Linked DNA regions of Mus musculus: region 1 is linked to region 2. A link is a loop called in an ENCODE intact Hi-C map of the cell type or tissue named here. Cell type or tissue: gastrocnemius. All regions are shown on one strand. Each heading gives the region's core, and the rest is flanking DNA. Links, peaks and the distances in the headings are about the cores only. Region 1 overlaps Kdsr (3-ketodihydrosphingosine reductase). Region 2 has its middle 1.5 kb from the start of Gm41928.

Evidence for each region. A loop is a pair of places that touch in the nucleus more often than their neighbours do. Peaks named below come from ENCODE experiments on the same cell type or tissue, not always from the same donor. Only the 100,000 strongest peaks of a DNase experiment are listed, where the experiment ranks them.
Region 1: a loop joins it to region 2, with 4 times the contacts of the local background. A loop is called at or near these places in 29 of 42 quality-filtered maps.

What each region holds. Positions count from the first base shown.
Region 1 is chr1:106,726,238-106,729,155 of GRCm38, forward strand. Kdsr (3-ketodihydrosphingosine reductase) reads right to left here. Exons shown (of 10, transcript NM_027534.2): 9 at 1,392-1,493. Among named protein-coding and RNA genes, the nearest start is that of Bcl2, 13 kb to the left of the region's middle. In gastrocnemius, for the core only: no CTCF peak of the experiment used is centred there; no DNase peak of the experiment used is centred there.
Region 2 is chr1:106,520,638-106,523,555 of GRCm38, forward strand. No RefSeq gene overlaps it. Among named protein-coding and RNA genes, the nearest start is that of Gm41928, 1.5 kb to the right of the region's middle. In gastrocnemius, for the core only: no CTCF peak of the experiment used is centred there; no DNase peak of the experiment used is centred there; H3K27ac peaks cover 488 bases.

The sequences.
Region 1 (2,918 bases), core at 196-2,695, 210 kb after region 2:
TGATGTTGGTCTCAACTCTGGGATCATCAGCAGAGATGCAGAATTCGGGAGAGAGAGATCTGAAGAGCATGGTGATGAGTGGGACCAGAGCCTGAAAGAAGCTGAAGCAGGGTGGTCGGGGATCACAGCCCGATGCTGGCTTGGGTAAAAGCATCCAGCCTAGCACCCAGCCTAGACTGAGTTTTAGATTTGGCATCACTGTGTGAACGGGCAAGACAGGTGGACAGGTGCAGACTCTGTGCACTAATCTAAAACTCCTGTGTTATGTAGGTACTGGCTGCTGGGGTCCAGTGACAAGTAAGAGTGACTTAGGCCCTGTCCCCAAAGATCTTACCTGTAACAAGGTCAAGCAAATCATGATGGGGAGACATTTCAGAATGAGACAGGCTAGGAAAAGGCCCAAGAAAGAACTAGGAGTTATCTGAATGCACCTCACACAGACCAGGGCTTTCTCAGCCATGATGCTTGGCTTTGTCCCTAAAGGTTCCTTCCATTACAGCTCTAATGACATGGCTGCCATTAGCACTGCCCACCAGTCTTAGCACTCCATGGTAGTAGACTCCTTAAGGGTTAGTGAACCCTCTTACACCTAACCATCTGGGGAACACAGAACCTTATCAACAGGAGTAAACTTTCAGGCCTGAGAGATGGTTCAGAGGTCAAGAGCTTACGTCATTCTTCCAGAGGGCTTGAATTCGATTCCTAGCACCTAGTTGGCAGCTTATTCTCTGTAACACCAGTTCCAGGAATCCAATGTTTTCTTCTGCCCTTTATGGGCACTACACACATGTGGTGTACAGACAAACATGGGGGAAAGAACTCATGCACCTATCTTTGTTAGGCTCACAGACTGGATGGGTTGCTGGCTCACAAACTCTGGGGATCTGCCACACAGGGCTTGGGTTACAGATAGGAGAGACCACACTGGCTTTTTATGACAGTGCTGGCAATCTGGATGAAGCTCTTACAGGCAAGGTGTGTCTGGTCTGCTCTCTGAGTCTCCTTCAGCTTAGCTACTGGAAGGTTTGATGAGCTAGAAAATGGTTTCTAAGCTAATACTTCACTGGTTGTGGACAATGCTGCCCCCCACAATTCTGGCCAAGTGTTCCTTTTTGAACACTTTAGAGCAAGGATTCTTTGCTGAAAAGATGGGTGAGCACCCAACAACAGCGACGGCCCCTCCTCCACTTGCAGCCTGGTTCCTCACTTCTGCCCAGGACATATCCTTAACCTGCTTGCCTACTTACTGTTGGCAGAGAGAGAAACAAACTTTAATTTAAAACTACTGCACTCTAGTCTTCATCTTTTTCTCACAGAAGTTGGTAACAGTGATTCTTGTTTTGTTAGTCTACCTGTCTGTCTACCTGGTTGCTGGCTAAGAAAGGGCTTACCTGCTGGAGTCCTTCAGTGATGGAAGTCACCGGGGCCATCCCACAGGTCAGGGAGGACAGCATGTACCCATCTGAGCCAATAGAACTGTTAAAATTTCCTTGCTAGGAAAGAAGCAAGCAGAAAAGAGTGGTATGGAGTAAGTTTGTAGGAATTAGTTCAGCACTGAGGAACAGGGAAGTATGTCCCTTCACTTTATAAGGGACAGCACAGCGACTCAAAATATACCAGAACTAAAAAGGGACACAGAGACGTAAAGTATGTCCAGCTCTGAAAGTACAAGTCCACAGATCCCTGTGGGTTCCTGACCCTTTCAGGGTCTCTAGGGACAATGAAACCGTCAAATAACACTGAGACGTTAGCTGCTTTCCCACTGACCTTTGTGCATATGGACAAAAGCACCACAGCACAAAGGAGAGTTTCTGAGAGTGTGGCCCTAATGCAGCCAGTGCCACCACCACCACAGCAATGAAAACACACACACACACACACACACACTCTAAAAAAGTCTTTAAGAGCCCAAAAGACGCTTTGTATTTAAGAAGTGGTTCAGAAGGGGTCAACTGCATGCTGTCTGCATGATACCCCAGCATCTTGGGCTGCCCAGCTCTGCCCCACGTGGGATATGTATCACTTCTTTGCTCCTCAATAGAACCAGGGGCCTAATCCATTCATTAAACAGGTTTGGGGTTTGTTTTTGAGGCAGGATTTCAGGCTGCCCTTGAGCTCACTTTGTAACTGAGGATGACCCTGAATTTCAATCCTCTCTTATCTACTCCTCAAGTGCTGGGATTATAGGCATGTGTTCTCAGTTTATATGGTACTAGGGAGGAACCAGGGCTTCATACATACTAGACTATTACTCTACCAATGAGCTCCATCCCCAGCTAGGCTATTTCACAGGTATATACACAGGAGAGTACACATAGCATCATACCCAGGAACCAGCAGCATCTGACATCTGGCTGGTTGTGGCCCATCTCCTGGAGGACACTGGGAAGAGGACTCCTGTTCTCAGGTGACAAATAAGAAATTCACCACGAGTGATTTAGCTTAACTGGGAACACCTCAGAGCTGAGCTTCCTGACAAAACTATTTTCCTGTTAACAACTATTTACCAGGAGGCTAGAACATTCCAATTTGGGCTTGAGGCACAGATAGGGCAGACAAATGAACTGAACTTGTGGCTAGGAAGAAGACCACAGATTATATATGTGCATGGGGAAAAGTTAAGACTTATGAAAACTTTATCCATCAGTAGGAGACAGTTGGCTTCCTGATATTTCCCTGATCTCTGATGAATGTGACTTTTGATAACTCACAGATTCCATATTTTCCAAATGATTAATGCATGTTTTCAAATGATGAATGAGTGAAAGATCCATTCAACATAGAAACGAGACATGCATTTTAGTGTCACCGAGAACAAAAAGCTCACTGGTGTGTGGTTTCTAATTTCATACAGCAACCAACCTTTAAGAAACCCCTAATTGTCAAGATGGGGGTTAATATAAAAATAAAAACAGAAA
Region 2 (2,918 bases), core at 328-2,827:
AGTTTCCAGTTTTAGTCTCCCAAGTAGCTGGACTTACAGGCCAAGACCTCTAGACCCAGGTTTCTGGCGGTTGTTTATAAAGTGTAATAACCCAGGGCCAGTGAGATGGCTCAGCAGAGAAAAGCACTTGTCAAAGCCTGACAACTCGAGTTCAATCCCTAGGACCCACATGGTGGGAGGAGGATGAAAGAAACAACCCCTGCAAGTTGTTTACACACACACACACACACACATACACACACACACACACACACCCATGGCATGCATACATGTGTACACATACATAATAAATTCATGTAAAAATAATCCTTGGACATTAGTCTGAATTATAAGAGCACCATCTTTATGTTCCAACCATGACCCAGAGGCTACAGATCCTGATCCCCCTACCTCAAGACTTAAGAATATAAACCTGGGAATGGACATAGGCAAACACTCAAACCGTAGGAATCCTATGGAATAAAATGGGTCAGAAGATCAAAGACTTCTTTAGGTGGGAGTAACCCCAGGTCCATGTTTGCAGAAATACTGTATCAGCTTTGGGAGAACTCTGGCCAGAGAAGGACTTAATATGGTGATGGTGGCTGAGAGGTCTCTGGGGACTCCCTGGAATGGTTTAAACATCTCACTGAGTTGTCAACCCTATTGTTATTGAATAAGACATATTTATCAAAGGGAATCATTCATGAAAAGACAGAAGGCACCTGAGATTATTGTCCTGCTCTGGAGACAAAAGTCCTTGGTCTTTGGAATGTAAATTCGCTGCTCTCAGATATGGGCCAGTAGATGGCAGCTCTGGAGATGCCATGTTCCCCCATAGTACACCATGACACCCCCAACCCTGTGTGTGTGTGTGTGTGTGTATGTGTACTGAGTAGAGAGAGAAGAGCAGATATCAGCCTGATGTGAAGTCTAGGAAAGCTAAGCCTTTTATCTGCCATGAGAGGAGCCAGCAGCCTGCATGGTACTGCCCTTGTTGTCAGCCCACAAAGTTTGTCTGTATGGAAAGCTAAATTCAGCTTAGAGAGATGAGGGCTCCCTGCAGTTTCTGAAGCCTTCAACTGGGGTGGATCAGGTAGCAGGGGCTACTTCTTACCGCCTAGCTCCCCAGTGCCCCTGAGATGGCATTTCTAGAGATGTTCAGGTTGCTCTATCTCCATGTCCCCTCTTCTTCCCTGTGTGTCAGGGGATGCAGCAGGCATTAGATCGATACTGGGGGATCCTTATTCTGAAGTTTCCCATGACCTTTGATGTGCCCTTGTGATTCTGAAAGAGGGAAATATGATCTGTGGTTCTTCTTGATCTACTTGATGGACAATTCTCTGTTGGATGCTTCCAGGTGCTGCTGGGTACTTCCAGGTGCTACTAGTGCCTCACAGAGCTCTCTGTGAAGTATTTCCATGACCAGTTCTGTGTACGAGCGATACATACAACAAGCCAGCTCAGAAATGTGACGCGCAGCTCATCTCTTACTTTAATGACATGGTGAAATTTCTTGTTTGCTTTGTCTTCCTGATCTTGCATTGCCACCTTACCCCACCCCAGGCAGCTGTGCTCTCTCTCCAGTACCTGTCACTAAGGAACGTTCCAAAAGACGCCTCTGTACTCACTGGCTGGGCCTGAAGGCAAGAAGGACTGGCTCTAGCAATGGCCCTGCTCTAACCATCATGAGCACAGTGTGGAGGTGACCCCAAGGCCGAGGAGTGCTCCCCCAAACTCTCTACTACACGTATATTTTGACAGACACAGGAGAGCTGTTCTCAGTAGGAAGAACATGCTGCCCAGGGGAAGACACCAACAGGGACTTTATAAGGGCCCAAGGAGCTTAACCAGATCACACAAAAAATAATGGCAGGACTTATTGGTATAGGGGACACTTCAGAACAAGAAGGATCTCAGGATCTCGGACTCTGTCCAAGGGGTGTTAACTACAATGGGACCAAAACCAAAACAAACCAAAGCAAACAAAAAACAATAACAACAACAAAACCCTCCTTCCAAAGTCTCAGGGGTGTGGCTGTCTGAGCCACAGGGACTCCACCTGGTACAAGTGGGAGTATTGGGGAGCAAGACTGTCTGTAGGCATAGTTACCAGGTACATAGTGCTTCTCAGATGTCTCCAGGGAGGACCTGGGAACCCAGCCCCAGGGACAATTTAGAAGAGTGGACAGCCAAAGATCAGAACTTCTAACCCCAGCCACTAACAGGCTGGTTGACCCCAGAGCAAATCACTTTGTGTGGTTTCTTCCTTTGGAAAGCAGGGAGGGGGAGATAATATCTGATCTATCTCTTAGAAGCTCAGGTGGTTTCTGTTTTGCTTTTTGTGCAGAGCAATAATAAAAATGACACCAAACCCTGCTGAAAATAAATACGGGCTCTATGCGTTTCGAGCAATAGCAGTGAGAATTCTCACTGGGATTGTGGCTTACTTTACCACGATAAAATCCCTAGTAAAATTCTACAAAGTTTTTCCTTTGTGCATTTGCCTTCTCAGTAGAAATGGTTTCCTATTAGGGAAGAAGTACTTTGAGACATGCATTTGAGCCTCTGTGTAATCCAGTCCCTGAGCTGAATGGCGTTCTCTTTCTCTTTCTCTTTCTCTTTCTCTTTTTCCACTTTGGTCATGTTTCAGAAATAGTTGAATGCTGGATTCTGAACTCTCACTGAGAAGTGAATTTAAAAAAAAAATAATGAGATTAGCAGATAAGTAAACAAACATCCTAATTGAGGCCCAAGCTATGCAAGTGCTGGAGCAGTATAGAATTCCATGTCTCCGTATTCTTTGTTGGCCTGAATGAAACTAAAACCTAGAAGGTTACATTAAGCATGATCACCCTGCTCCTTGGGACTCAGAAAAGGCCTTGAATGTGGCAGTTTGCAGGCATGTGATTGCACATAACACAATGGCACAAATGAGT